Regions from separate parts of the Homo sapiens genome. Here region 2 is linked to region 1. The links are chromatin contacts, found by Hi-C or POLR2A ChIA-PET in ENCODE. All regions are on one chromosome and are shown on one strand. The core of a region is the stretch at or near the end of the contact, and the rest is flanking DNA. Distances in the headings are between cores, read along the strand shown.

Region 1 (7,768 bases), core at 3,712-6,211:
AGGCAGGAAAATTGCTTGAACCCAGGAGGTGGAGGCTGCAGTGAGCCAAGATCACGCCACTGCACTCCAGCCTACGTAACAGAGCAAGACTCCGTCTCAAAAAAAAAAAAAAAAGTTCCTATAGTAGTAGTGGCACACCTGTGACCCATTTACAACAGACGAATGTGGGTGGGAAGCCCTATTCTATGCTCGTCCAGCCTACTTTACATATAAAGTATTATTGTAACTCCAGATCATGACAGGGAAAATGCTGAGAAATGAGTTCATTAAAGAGCTTTTAAAAGCCTAACAGATTATAATGTCAAAGGGTTCCATGAAAAGCAACTATTCAGTTGCTTTTACTATTCGGTTATGCCATTTCCCTATTCTATCTCTGACAACTATTATTAGTAGTTATCCTTTGGGAGCTGTTATGAACCAAAAACTAAAAAGGACGTCTGTAACTAGTTTTGATAGAGGCAAGAGGCAAACAAATGTCTAGGCAGACAGGGGCGGGTCCTCAGTGAAACCCGAACTTTAATCCGGAAACTGTCCTGGGTAAATCCTGAGATCGGATTAAGAACCTGCCTTCCCGTTTGGCATGATTGATCCCCATCCTTCACCTATTTAACCTGTACCTACCCTTTCCTAATTGGTTTTCTACACTGTCCTGCCCACCTTGGAGTGGTGTCTTCGCTTTGACCTTTTTTGCATACTCACAAACCAATGACCACACACTCCCATTCTGAACCAATAAAGAGCCCCAGGCTCAGCCATATTACGGAACTTTCCTGTCTTCAGGTAGTAGAACCACCTACCATGTTCTCTCTTTTTGCTAAGAGCTTTCCTTTCGATTAATAGATTCTACTCCACTCACTCTTTGATGTCCACGTGCCTAATTCTTCCGCTCCTGAGATAAGAACCTGGACCTAGTTGAGCTAAGGAGCAAAAATCCTGCATCAGTTTCATGGTCAAAGAGAACTTAAAAGGACATCTGTGCCATCCTTAACAACATACCATAAAAATCCAAAATTTAATTTTCCCCAGAAATACATAATGACATAAGATGCAATCTACTCAAATCTTTTCCTCATTTAAGGCACAGGGTAAAAATACAGTCAAAAACACCAATACATTTTAAATATCATTTATCAGAATGCAGATTATCAAAGGGCAGCTTTTATCCATTGTAATCTTTCCCCTATCCAACCCTCAGCACCCCCACCCCGCCCCCAGCCACACACTCTCAGATGACTTCCTGGGCTGCATGTGGTTCATGGAATATGAACAGTAGCTGAAATTCAGCCTAAGAGGGTAAAACTGATAGAAAATTATACAATTGGAAAGTGGGAAGGTCATGAAGCTATGAGCACATCTAGCTAGCCACTTAGCATCTGTATTTCATCAACAGTTAAGCTATTCTTTACTTGTCACCACATAAATAGAATATGATTTTAAAATACACACACACACCCCCTTATGGAAAATGATCCTAGAAAGGTAATGCTAGTGTCATCTTTCAAGTTAAAGTACTGTTGTTTTTTTTTTCCCAGAAATCCCCAGTTTTCAATAAATTAAAGCGATTATCCAATTTTATAGTTATTTTATTCTGAAACATGTATAAGTACAATACACTCTTTAAATGCTCTATAGATGTTAAACTGGTTCAAGTATTCCAAAATTAATTTTAATAAATTCATGTATGAATTTCATCTCACACAGAATCACTTGAAGTTACTTACTATTCGGTTATGCCTTAAATGCTTAGTTACATATTTTATGGATAAAAGGATATGACACTATTATTTTCAAATCTGGATGTTCAGGAGGATCAAAAAATGAACCCTTGTGAATGAGAAGCATTTACTCTAAAAAAAAAACCTCTCACTGACCAATTGACCATTTATACTATTCCTCTTCTATCCATACAGATAATAAAGTTAACTTTAAATAGATTTGTGAGTAAGAGTCAAGAGAATTTGAAAGCTGGGTACAGAAGTCTGTATGCTTTACTGAAGCACCAGTTTAATCTGACACTCACTGTGGCCTTGAATGAGTCACCTTTCAGGGCTGAGTTCTCTAATCTGTAAAATGAGAGTGTTATGTTAAATGTTTACTGAGGTTGATTATTCTATCAGCTACTTGTAATTCAGCTGCATCATTTCAGTTAGCTATAAATAAACCCCCTAAGACCCTCAGTGTGAATATGAACAACTATCATTTCATATTATTTCATATATCAAGTATTCTCATTTATAATTGGGTTGAGGTTTATTAAAAAAAAAAAAAAAAGCTTTTTGGCAAAGGGAGGGACTGAAAACAAATTCACCACTGCATGGTGCCCTGCTTGAGCCAATCTGACTGGAGCTTAAGAAACTCCACCCAGTTCTGGCTAACATCAAAGGAGACTCAACACCACTCTGCCAGAAAATAAGCCCTGTATTATCTAACCAGGCACTAAGGGAACACACAGTTTTCAAGCACAGCACTTTGTATATCTGATCTTTCATTCTGATGACATGCCTGAAGTGAAACTATTAGTGAGCCGGGTTTTTTAAAATAGGTAAACTAAGGCAAGAGGCAACTACATGGCATGATGATAAAATACTCTCTTGACTACAATCTCACTATTAAGAGCTAGGTGCTCATAAACAGGAAATAAGGATATATGATGAGGCCACAGTACTTTGTTGTATGCTTTACTTTGGATAGTTCACAAACTCTGGAATTAATTACTGTACTAAAAATATTTTACAGGTCTATACAGATTAAACAGTGTTAATATCTAACTTAATTACACAGAAGTTCTGAAGAACCTTTTAAGCTCCATGAAGTCCTCCTGAAAATTTTAGGTCATTCGCATCTAGAGCCACTCACTCGGGGTCTGTGCTCATTCTGTCTGATGAGAAATTGGCAATCTGGTTTACCAATGGCCTGTTGCTGTCTCTGTCCTCTTCTATTCACCCCTTGAAAGGTGCTACTATGGGAGCTAAAATGCAGGGAAAAAACTCATGAAAAGCTAGAACAGAGCTTGGGCAAAATGGCAAAACCCCATCTCTACAAAAACATGTAAAAATTAGCCAGGCATGGTGGCACATGCCTGTAGTCCCTGCTACTCAGGAGGCTGAGGTGGGAGGACTGATTGAGCCCAGGAGGTTGAGGCTGCAGTGAGCCACTATTGCACCACTGCACTCCGGCGTGGGCAACAGAGTGAAACCCTGACTCAAAAAAAAAAAGCAAGAACAGAAGCCTGATTCCCACCATCATACTCACTTTTCCTAACCACTGTGTTAGGAAACCTTCATTTTACTGTGTCACATTAGCCAAATTTCTACCGACATTCATTTGCAGTAGCCAGCATTCTCTTTTTAAAAGTATAGAATCCTATTTCTTAATTTAAAAGTGGGTAAGAAAATGTACATCCCTGGAAAGACCATTGTTCATCCCAGAGATGGTTCTATTGAAGATGTCTGAGTTCTTGGTTCTGGTGTGAAAAAGGAAGAAAAATATTATGGCAACATGGGAACTTTCAGGGAATAAAGCAGATATAGATATGGTATCAAAGTAGGGAAAGGGTATACAGGCCCAGGAGCCCTAGGAGGCAAAAGAAAGGGAGTTAATACCATGCCAAAGACAAGCTTGCTATCTTTCAAAATATCGCCTCCTGTCAGTTTCAGCAGAAAGAAATAAACTTTCTTCTCAGTGACCTAGGCTACTTTGAGGCAAATCATTTTGAGTTCCAAACAACCCATTTAATAAACTTTAAATAATTATTACTAAAGGTAGGATACTGCTTATAATGCTCACTTATATTTTCTCTATAACTGATAGCCTGTCCTTTTTGGGTGGGTGGGGGCGGGGGCGGTTATGGACAAGACAAGGAACCATAAAGATATCTGGGTTAATGTTTTCTTTTATACGTTTGTTTTTGCATGACATTTAAATGACAGAGAATTCTAAAGCCAACACTAAGCTGCTATCCTAGGACATTAGTGAGAATGCTGTGGCCAAAATATAGTGCTCATTCCTCAGGCTTGAAAGGAACCCCACGTCGCCAGTGTGGGAGATCATTTATAATCTTGATGGATACAGGTATAGCCTGCTTCATAATAATTTAATATTCAACATCAGATTTTTTTTTAGTATGCCTAGCAGGTTTTTAGTTACTAATTAACTTTATTACCCAGATTTGTTTCTTACTGAACTTCTTTCAGAGGCCTGTTATACATCAAGCTGAACTTTGTCTGGCAGCTGTGCTGTTTTTAATTTATTTAACCACAAAACCTTGATTTATACTTTCAAGCAAAATGATATTTTACTTAAAAATAAATCTTTAGCAAGGATGTCTACAGGAATCAACTACCAACTTACACAGTTCACAGACACATATGATTCCTCAGACAAATCTGAATTTCTCCTGCTTCTCCTCCAAACCAGACTTGCAGATAGCAACAGACAACTGAGGAAGATCTTGACTATCCTGAGCAATAAACTACAACCCCCCTGAAGAATATATTAACTGTCCACCCCTAGGTTCCTCCCTACACAGTTCAAGGACAACAGCTGTGCTATTACAAACTGATGGAATTTCCAGGCTTGACAGGGTTCTGTTCGTAACCACCATTTGTCCTGTTCATCATAGGATTAGCAACAGCAGAGAGCCCTTGATTACTAGAATAGCTGAGGCCATCACACAGCTACATTCCTACATGAAAGAACACACTGATATAGGTTTAAAGAAGTTATATTTTACTTTCATGTAGTTACCAGAGTCCCCCCCACCCCCCATTTAAGGGAGCCCTGTTCTCTGGATATAAAAATACTGTATACACTTGCACACACATACTCACATACATAAAACCTTGCATCACAAAGTTAAAAGGCTACCTTGCTTACTTACAGGAACTATCCAGGCAGCTTGTGTTCAGTCCTGACTAAATGCATTTTGGATCAGGCACCTGCCTTCAACATTTCTGTCCAAATGAATTTCAATCTATTTCTCCAGGAAGAACACACCAGATACCTCCCACTGTTAGCCATGTGATACAGGCAGCATGATGTCTGAAGTCTGGTTACGGTTATGTAGGCCAAAATAAGAAATGACAATGACACAGCACTTACATTTCTGATATCACCAACCTTAAGAATGAATCTTCCATTTTATCTAAATTTTTTAAATGAGTAAAACTTTAAAAGATTCTTAATACCTAACCCCTCAAAATTTTGAAAAAGGAGCATTTTTTTTAAACTTTACATTTATCCCACTTCCTTCCTCTAACACAGGAAAACATTCAGAGTTAATCTATACCAATCCAAAAATTATTTCTAACCACATTCTAAAGGCATTTTTTTTTTTTTTGAGACAGGGTCTTGGCCTGTTGCCCAGGCTGGAGAATGCAGTGGCATGATCTCAGCTCACTACAACCTCCGCCTCCTGGGTTCAAGTGATTCTCCTAACTCAGCCTCCTGAGTAGCTGCGATTGCAGGCATGCACACCACCATGCCTGGCTAATTTTTGTATCTTCAGTAGAGACGAGGTTTCATCATGTTGGCCAGACTGGTCTCAAACTCCTGGCCTCAAGTGATCCACCCATCTTGGCCTCCCAAAGTGCTGGGATTACAGGCATGAGCCACCATGCCTGGCTCTAAAGGCTTACACCAGTTGAACTGATCTAGGATCCAATCCCCTCACTTTAATAGATGGAAAAAAAAATGAGAAATGGAAAAAACAAGTCACTTACAAATGAGGCTGAGACAAAGGATCGGCGAAAAGAGCCACAGAACACCAAAAACAGAAGCAGAGCGTGACAAAATAAGCAAAACCTTACAGTTTTGTAGTTTCTGCTTTTATCTAACACAATGACTTCGCTGTACTTCATATACCTTTTGAATTATACCTGCTTATACATACCTTTACCTACCTACTACTTATACCTACCTATCTTTTCTTCTGCAAGGAGGGAGGCAGGCAGGAAGAATCCTGAACATCAGGAAAACATTCCACCTGATCTTTAAAGGGACCCCAATGCCTAGATGTCTTTTTCTTTTTTCTTTTTTTTTTTTTTTGTAAATCCAAACTCTTACGTGTAATATCAAGGCTGACTGACAAGACTCAGTCCTATCACCCACCATAATCATCAGCAGCTTTCCATGTAGGGTCTCCCTACAATTTAGTCACATGGGACCATCTACCATCTTACATTATCACTGTACACCCTATGCTCATTTGCTCTCCAAACTTGAAGTTATCTTCTCTCCCTCCTCATTTGTGAAAGTCTTGAAATCAAGGTCCACATAAATTGTCTTACCACCTTTTCTGTGACTGCTTTTTAGAATCTTTCTCCCAGTAGTATTCAGAACTAATACATCATCTGTACTTGTAACAGTAGAGTCTGATCTATACTGTAGTTCAGTGGTCCCCAAACCTTTTGGCACCAGGGACAGGTTTCGTGGAAAACAATTTTTCCACAGATAGCAGGAGGGGTGAGAGGGAGGAGATGGTTTCGGGATGAAACTCTTCCACCTCCGATCATCAGTCATTAGATTCTCACAGGAGCATGCAACCTAGATCCATCGCATGTGCAGTTCACAATAGGGTTTGCGCTCCTATGATAATCTAAAACCACTGCTGATCTGACAGAAGGCAGAACTCAGGCACACTTATCGCAAAGTTAATGTAATGCTGTTCACCTGCTGCTCACCTCCTGCCGTGCAGCCCAGTTCCTAACTGGCCATGGACTGGTACCAATCTACAGACCGAGGGTTGGGGACCCCCCACTGTAGTTAGTTGTATATACCAGCTCCTGTAAACTGCTGGGTCCCAGAAGAGAGGACCACATCAAAGTGATGTGCACACCTTCTCTGTTCCTAGTAGACTACAGAGGAGACAGGCCAAAATGATAAAAACCAACAAAACAAGGGGCTAAAAACACATTTCTAAAATGACACGATGAAAGTTATTAGAAATTGAATCTAATTTGAAATTAATCAGAAGTTCCAAAATTACAAAAACTCTTCACAACTAGAAAAAGAATAAACAGATTCAAGGCTGAAAGGTTATCACCAATTACAAATATTCACCTTGGCTAGGTGTGGTGGCTCATGCTTGTAATCCCAGCACTCAGCACTTTGGGAGGCTGAGGTGGGTGGATTATGAGGTCAAGAGATTGAGACCATCCTGGCCAACAAGGTGAAACCCCTCTCTACTAAAAATACAAAAATTAGCCGGGCGTGGTGGTGTGCACCTGTAGTCCCAGCTACTCGAGAGGCTGAGGCAGGAGAATCACTTGAACCTGGGAGGTGGAGGTTGCAGTGAGCCAAGATCGTGTCACTGCACTCCAGCCTGGGTGACAGAGTGAGACTCTGTCTCAAAAAAATAAAAATAAAAAAGAATATTCACCTATTTTCTTCCACTTTCTAAACACAGTTTGTACAAGAGCAAGCATGTTGTCTGGAATTATAGAAAGAAAGCCAGTAAGGAGTAACCGTACGAACCAGCTCTCCATGCTGGTCATCTTATCATTATTAGGCATAGCAATAAAAATAGCTCTCTCTGCTTTTAGAAAAGCATGACATGATGCAATGTGGCAAAAACAAATATTCAAGATGGTCGACCAGTTACTGGCCTGGCATGGTGACTCACACCTGTAATCCCAGAACTCTGGGAGGCCAAAGCAGGAAGACCACTTGAGCCCAGGAATTCAAGACTAGCCTGGGCAAGATGGCAAGACACCATCTCTACAAAAAAAAATGTTTTTAATTAGCTGGGCATGGTGGTGTGTGCCTGTAG
Region 2 (7,768 bases), core at 2,086-4,585, 56 kb after region 1:
GTGGTATTAAATTGAACACAGTAGAAAGAATGCTAGAGATTAAAGTTCAAATTCTGACTCAGCTACAACTTAGTAAATGACCTTAGGAGAAGGCAGAATTATTCTGGGACTCAAAGTGGTTCCAGTAAGTCCATGAGTTTCATATTTCACAGCCAATTTGCCATCTATATAACCCAATGAAACTTACAGGGAATGTAATTTCCATTGAAAACATCAATGCTTCACCAATTCCATATACACAAAAATTATTTTCTGATTTGTATCACTAGACAGTGTCTTACTAGCATTCTGAAGGTCACCCATCCCAGTCACGAAGCCCTTAATTCTCACAACCTTGATTTTATAAATAAGGAAACAGATAGACTGATCTGCCCCAGACCTCACAGTTATTATGTGGTACAGATGAAACCTGAACCTTGGTCTTTTGACACTCAGTCCAGTGCTATTACTGCCATACTATAGTTGCCTGTCACTGATAATTGCAAAGTTTGTTAATTTGGGCAAGTCTACCTTAGACTTTTAGACAACACACTGTTGAAAGGCACCCCACCTCTGGCTGATGAAATAGGCTGACTGGTTTGCCTCTGAAGCATCTCAGCAAGTCTCAGCTATACTGAGCACACAAAGTTATTCAGAATATCTTTCAAACATTTTTTTGTCCCTATTATTGTTATCTTATTTTAGCTTGATAAAGAACAACTGTCTGGGTAGCCACTGACACTCTTAAAATATACTCAGCCCAAGAGAACTTGCTAAAATGGAACATACTAAATTGGTTGAGTACTAAAGCAACTGGCTATATCAGAGAACCTCATTATCGGTGACCCAAACTTACCTTTAATTATCAGATATATGACCATGCAATACTGATGTTATTGTTTTAAGAAAATCAGATGTGATTAAAAGTGTGAGATTATCCCTTTTTTTAACCTATTAAACTAGCAATATTAGTGAAAAAAAATTTTTTTTCTGAGACAGGGTCTCACTCCATTACCCAGGCTAGAATGTAGTGGCACGATCATAGCTCACTGTAACCTCAAACTCCTGGGCTCAAGTAAGCCTCCTGCCTTAGCCTGCTGAGTAGCTGGGACTACAGACACCACCATGGCTAGATAATTTTTTTTAACTTTTTTTTTTTCAGAGATGGGGTCTTGCTATGTTGGCCAGGATAGTCTCTTTTTTCTTTTTTTTTCTCCCTCCTCAGGTGCTACTTAACCAGGCTTGTTTTGAACTCCTGGCCTCAAGTGATCCTCCCACCTCAGCCTCCCAAAGTGCTGGGATTACAAGTGTGAGCCACCATGCCCAACCACGGTTTCTTTTTATCCTTCTTCTTCTTCACAGAGACCTCTTCTTCTACCACTACTACTTTTCCTTCTTCTCCATCTTCTTCAATTTTAATTTTACTCTTGGCCTTTTTTGCTTTCTTTGTGGTAATTTCATCTTCTTTATCTGTTCTGAGTTTTTTTTAATTTTTTACTTTTTGTACAAATGGGGTCTCACTATGCTGCTTAGGCTGGTCTTGAACTCCTGGCCTCAAGCAATCCTCCCATCCTTGGTATCCGAAGTGCTGGGATTCCAGGTGTAAACCACTGTACCTGGCCCTATTTTGTGTTTTTGTAGAACAGGTTGGAAGTGTGGACCCACCAATACATTCTTTTAAAAAAATTTTTAGTATTTTCTTATTAAAAGGGAACTGTGGGCCAGGTGTGGTGGCTCACACCTGTAATCCCAGCACTTTGGGAGGCAGAGACAGGAGGATCACTTGAGGCCAGGAGTTAAGAGACCAGCCTGGGCAACATAGTGAGATCTCGTCTCTACAGGAAAAAAAAAAAAAAAAGCAAAAACTTAGCCAGGTCCAGGTCCATATGGTGGTGAGCGCCTGTAGTCCTATCAACTTGGTAGGCTAAGGCAGGAGGATCACTGGAGCCTGGGAGGTCAAGGCTACAGGGAGCAGTGATCACACCACTGCACTCCAGCCTGGGTGACAGAGTGGGACCTTGTCTCAAAAAAATAAATAAAATGAAGTAAAAAGGAACTACCCCTTTTTGAAGTACAGTGTGCTTTTAAAAAGCATTTCTCCATGTCTCGTAATAAAGGGCAGACAAAAATATAACAAACAAATGGGTCAGATACTGCCCTTTAACTGCAAATGGTTTGTTACCCCCATGTCTCTGTAACTTAGTGAATAAGAGGGAAAGGAAAATAAGTAAGCTTGAGTTTACTCAAGAAGAAATCTGAGGGCCAGGCACGGTGGCTCACAGCTGTAATCCCAGAACTCTGGGAGGCCAAGATGGGCAGATCGCTCGAGCTCAGGAGTTCGAGACCAGCCTGGGCAACATAGTGAAACCCTGTCTCTACAAAAAAAATACCAAAAAAAATCAGCCAGGTGTGGTGGCACACGCCTGCAGTCCCAGATACCCATAAGGCTGAAGTTGGGAGGATCACCTGAAACCAGAAGGTCAAGGCTGCAATGAGCCATGATGCCAAACCACACTCCAGAGCCTGGGCAATGGACTGAGACCCATCTCAAGAAAAAAAGAAAAGAGAAAAAATCTGAACACAGAATTAACAATGAACATAGCCAATCATTACGATAAATACTTCTAAATTCATGAAAAAAGTAGCCGGGTGCAGTCGCTCACACCTGTAACTCCAGCACTTTGGGAGGCCAAGGCAGGTAGATCACTAGAGGTCAGGAGCTCGAGACTGGCTGGGCTAATGTGGTGAAACCCCATTAGCAGGGTGTGGTGGTGCGTACCTGTAGTCCCAGATACTCGGGAGGCTAAAGCAGGAGAATTGCTTGAACCCAGGAGGCAGAGGTTGCAGCGAGCCAAGATCGCGCCACTTCACTCCAGCCTAGGCAACAGAGTTAGACTTGGTCTCAAAAAAATAAAAAATAAAAATAAATAAATTAATGAGGCCAGGAGCAGTGGCTCACGTCTGTAACCCTAGCATTTTGGGAGGCCCAGGCAGGTGGATCGCTTGAGGTCAGGAGTTCGAGACCAGCCTGGCTACTAAAAACATAAACATTAGCCAGGCATGGTGACATGCGCCTATAATCCCAGCTACTCGGGAGGCTGATGCAGGAGAATCACTTGAACCCAGGAGGCGGAAGTTGCAGTGAGCCAAGATCATGTCACTTCACTCCAGCCTGGGATGGAAACTCCATCTCAAAAATACTACTACTACTACTAATAATAAATTTGGCCAGGCACGCTGGCTCATGCCTGTAATCCCAGCACTTTGGGAGGCCGAGGTGGGCGGATCACTTGAGGTCAGGCATTCACAAGACCAGCCTGGCCAACATGGCAAAACTGCGTCTCTACAAAAATTACCTGGGTGTGGCAGCGTGTGCCTGTAGTCCCAGCTACTTGGGAGGGTGAGACAGGAGAATCACTTGAACCCAGGAAGCAGAGGCTGCAGTGAGCCAAGAAGGCGCCACTGCACTCCAGCCTGGGCAACAGAGTGAGACTCTGTCCCAAAAAAATAAATTATAAATTCATGAAAAAACTATTTTTTTAATGAGGCCAGAACACATTTCCCTAGGGAAATAATATATAAAATCAAATTAATGTTCCTATTCTTAAATGCCTAACTTTATGATCCTTAGTATTCTGAGTTCCAGAAACAAAGGATAATTAGGGGCAAAAGGTATAGAAGAGCAGAGACAAACGTGAGAATTGCCTTTCCTGGACCTCAGGAAGCATTTTATAATAGGTAAAAATAGTTTTACAATATCCCACTTCCCTTCTGTGCCATTTTCCAAGTCATTAGTGGCATTATGCTCCGCTAAGTCCCACTACTGTAGCACCTGACTGCAGCATCAATTGAACATACATTTGCCAGTAGAGAAAGAGAAACAAGAAATGAAGTATGGTCTCTGACTTCAAGGGACTCTCAGGCCAGTGACAAGATATATTTAATTTTAGGCCAAGTGCAGTGGCTCACGCCTGTAATCCCAGCACTTTGGGAGGCTGAAGCTGGTGGATCACTTGAGGTCAGGAGTTGGAGACGAGCCTGGCCAACATGGTGAAACCCTGTCTACTAAAAATGGTGGCACATGCCCGTAATCCCACCTACTCAGGAGGCTGAGGCAGGAGAATCATTTGAACCTGGGAAGCAGAGGTTACAGTGAGCAGAGATTGTGCCACTGCACTCCAGCCTGGGCAACAGAGAGGCTCCATCTCAAAAAATAATCATAATTTTAAAACAATATGGAAATCCAAAGGAATACACACACACACACACACACACACACACACACACACACACACACACACACACAAATTAGCATTAGTAAACAAGTTCAGCCGGGTGCGGTGGCTCACACCTGTAATCCCAGCACTTAGGGAAGCTGAGGCGGGTGGGATCACCTGAGGTCGGGAGTATGAGATCAGCCTGACCAAGATGGAGAAACCCCGACTCTACTAAAAATACAAAATTAGCCAGGCATGGTGGCACATGCCTGTAATCACAGCTACTTGGGAGGCTGAGGCAGGAGAATCGCTTGAACCCAGGAGGCGGAGGTTGCGGAGAGCCGAGATCGCTCCATTGCACTCCAGTTTGGGTGATAAAAGCAAAACTCCATTTCAAAAAAAAAAAAGAAGAAAAAAAAAGTTCAGCAAGGCCACAGAATACCAGATCTATAAAAATCTTTTATTTCTCTATACCAGCAATCAACAACACAAAATGAAATAAGAAAATAATTCCATTTTCAATAGCATCAAAAGGAATAAAATACTAAGGAATAAATTTAAAGTAAAAGACTTGTACACTAAAAACTACAAAATAGCTGGAGAGGATGTGGAGAAATAGGAACTCTTTTACACTGTTGGTGGGACTGTAAAACTAGTTCAACCATTGTGGACTACAGTGTGGCGATTCCTCAAGGATCTAGAACTAGAAATACCATTTGACCCAGCGATCCCATTACTGGGCATATACCCAAAAGATTATAAATCATGTGTCTTTTAAAGACACATGCACATGTATGTTTACTGCGGCACTATTCACAATAGCAAAGACTTGGAACCAACCCAAATGTCCATCAATGATAGACTGGACTAAGAAAATGTGGCACATATACACCATGGAACACTATGCAGCCATAAAAAAGGATGAGTTCATGTCCTTTGTAGGGACATGGATGAAGCTGGAAACCATCATTCTGAGCAAACTATCACAAGGACAGAAAACCAAACACCGCATGTTCTCACTCATAGGTGGGAATTGAACAATGAGAACACCTGGACACAGGGTGGGGAACGTCACACACTAGGGCCTGTCATGGGGTGGGGGGAGGGGGGAGGGAAAGCATTAGGAGTTATACCTAATGTAAATGATGAGTTAATGGGTGCAGCACACCAACATGGCACATGTATACATATGTAACAAACCTGCACATTGTGCCCATGTACCCTAGAACTTGTAAGTATAATAATAAAAGAAAAAAAAACTACAAAATACATTATATATATATATACACACACTTTTTTTTTTTTTTTTTTTTTTGAGACAGAGGCTCACTCTGTTGCCCATGCTGGATTGCAATGGCAGGATCACAGATCGACGTCCTGGGCTGAAGGGATCCTCCCACCTTATCCTCACCCTGATGAGTAGCTAGGATTACAGGGGCAAGCCACCACATCCAGCTAATTGTGTGTGTGTGTGTGTGTGTGTGTGTGTGTGTGTGTGTGTGTGTGTGTGATATGTCGGCCAGACTGGTCTCGAACTCCTGGGCTCAAGCAATCTTCTCACCTCAGCCTCCCAAAGTGCTGGGATTACAGGTGTCAGCCACCACCACACTCAGCTTAAAAAATATTCTTGAAAGAAATTAAAGACATAAACAAATGGAAAGGCATCCCACGTTCATGAAGTGGAAGATCTGACATTGTTAAGATGGCAGCACTCTCTAAATTGATCTACAGATTTAAGGCATTCCCTATCAAAATTCCAACTGCCTTTTCTGCAAAAGTTGCCAAGTTAATCCTAAAGCTCAAATGGAAATGCCAAGGATCCAGAATAGCCAAAACAATCTTCAAAAAAACAAAATTAGAAAACTCACACTTCCTAATTTCAAAACATATTACAAAAGTACATTAATCAAGACAGCATATTTATGCAGATAGTAGCAGATAGTAGTACCACAGGGTGAAAATACAAGAAAGCAAGCATGATGGTACTGGCATAGACGTACACCAATGCAATAGAATTGAAAGTCCAGGCCGGGCACGGTGGCTCACACCTGTAATCCCAGAACTTTGGGAGGCCGAGTCAGGCGGATCACTTGAGGTCAGGAGTTCAAGACCCGTCTGACCAAAATGGTGAAACCCCGTCTCTACCAAAAATATAAAAATTAGCTGGGTGTGGTGGTGCATGCCTGTAATCCCAGCTACTCAAGACGCAGAGGCAGGAGAATTGCTTGAACCTGGAAGGCAGAGAGGTTACAGTGAGCTGCGATCACGCCACTGCACTCCAGCCTGGGCAACGGAGCAAGACTGTCTCAAAAAAAAAGAAAGTCCAGAAATAAGCCCACACCTCTGTGGTCAATTGACTCAAAACATGGATGCTAAGATGATACACAATTCAATGGAAAAAGAAGTCTTTTCAACAACTGGTTCAAGGACAACTAGATATCCACACACCAAAAAAAACAAATGAAAAAGATTTTGGGCCGGGCGCAGTGGTTCACGCCTGTAATCCCAGCACTTTGGGAGGCTAAAGCAGGTGAATCACCCGAGGTCAGGAGTTCGAGACCAGCCTGGCCAACATGGTGAAACCCCAGTCTCTACTAAAAATACAAAAATTAGCTGGGTGTGGTAGCGGGCACCTGTAATCCCAGCTACTTGGGAGGCTGAGGCAGGAGAATCGCTTGAACCCGGGAGGTGGAGGCTGCAGTGAGCCGAGATCACGTCATTGCACTTCAGCCTGGGCGACAGAGTGAAACTCCATCTCAAAAAAAAAAAAAAAAAAGAAACAAAGAAAAAGATTTTGGATTCCTACCTCACACATCATGTATAAAAATTAATTTGAAATTGATAAAAAAAAAACTAAATACAACAGCTAAAACTATAAAATTATTTAAAGAAACATAAATTACACCTATAATCCCAGCATTTTGGGAGGCAAGGAAAGCGGATCACTTGAGCCCAGGAGTTCGAGATCAGCCTGGACAACATAGTAAGACCACATCTCAGCCGGGCGCAGTGGCTCACGCCTGTAATCCTAGCACTTTGGGAGCCCGAGGTGGGCAGATCATGAGGTCAGGAGATCAAGACCATTCTGGCTAACATGGTGAAACTTCATCTCTACTAAAAATACAAAAAAAAAAAATTAGCCGGGCATGGTGGTGGGCACCTGTAGTCCCAGCTACTTGGGAGGCTGAGGCAGGAGAATGGCATGAACCCGGGAGGTGGAGCTTACAGTGAGCAGAGATCGCACCACTGCACTCCAGCCTGGGTGACAGAACGAGACTACATCTTAAAAAAAAAAAAAAAAAGGTTACCAAAATTAGCCAAGCATCATGGTGCACACCTGTAGTCCTACCTACTCAGGAGACTGAGGTGGAAGGATAGCTTGAGCCTGAGAGGTGGAGGCTGCAGTGGGCAGATATCATGCCACTGCACTCCAGCCTGGACAAAAGACAGAGACCCTGTCTCGGAAAGAAGAAAGAACGAACGAACGAAAGAACAAACGAATGAAAAAAACAAACAAAAGAGAAATCTTTATCACCTTAAATTAGGCAATCGTTTCTTAGATGTGACACCTA

Evidence for each region. Hi-C counts contacts between places; a loop is a spot of excess contacts on that map. ChIA-PET counts read pairs that join two places held with the same protein, here RNA polymerase II (POLR2A). Pooled maps may share reads with other maps.
Region 2: a loop to region 1 is called in a map of gastrocnemius medialis, with 2.1 times the contacts of the local background. The contact joins the enhancer-like site here to the promoter of MAP4 in region 1. A Hi-C loop is called at or near these places in 37 of 168 maps with a recorded cell type or tissue (Calu3, IMR-90, K562 and 19 more), 5 of 37 single-sample maps with no recorded cell type and 27 of 50 pooled maps. POLR2A ChIA-PET finds 5 or more read pairs at or near these places in 19 of 52 experiments (A549, A673, AG04449 and 15 more).

The regions. Positions count from the first base shown.
Region 1 is chr3:48,011,455-48,019,222 of GRCh38, forward strand. MAP4 (microtubule associated protein 4) reads right to left here and starts at 4,962. Exons shown (of 21, transcript NM_001385682.1): 1 at 4,880-4,962.
Region 2 is chr3:48,069,021-48,076,788 of GRCh38, forward strand. It overlaps a transcript of MAP4 not described here. Among named protein-coding and RNA genes, the nearest start is that of MAP4, 56 kb to the left of the region's middle. Within about 2 kb of position 3,336, at least 4 of the 41 ENCODE cell types and tissues checked have a DNase peak (open chromatin) inside an H3K27ac peak, as active enhancers do; they include ascending aorta and heart right ventricle, where a contact is called at or near this core.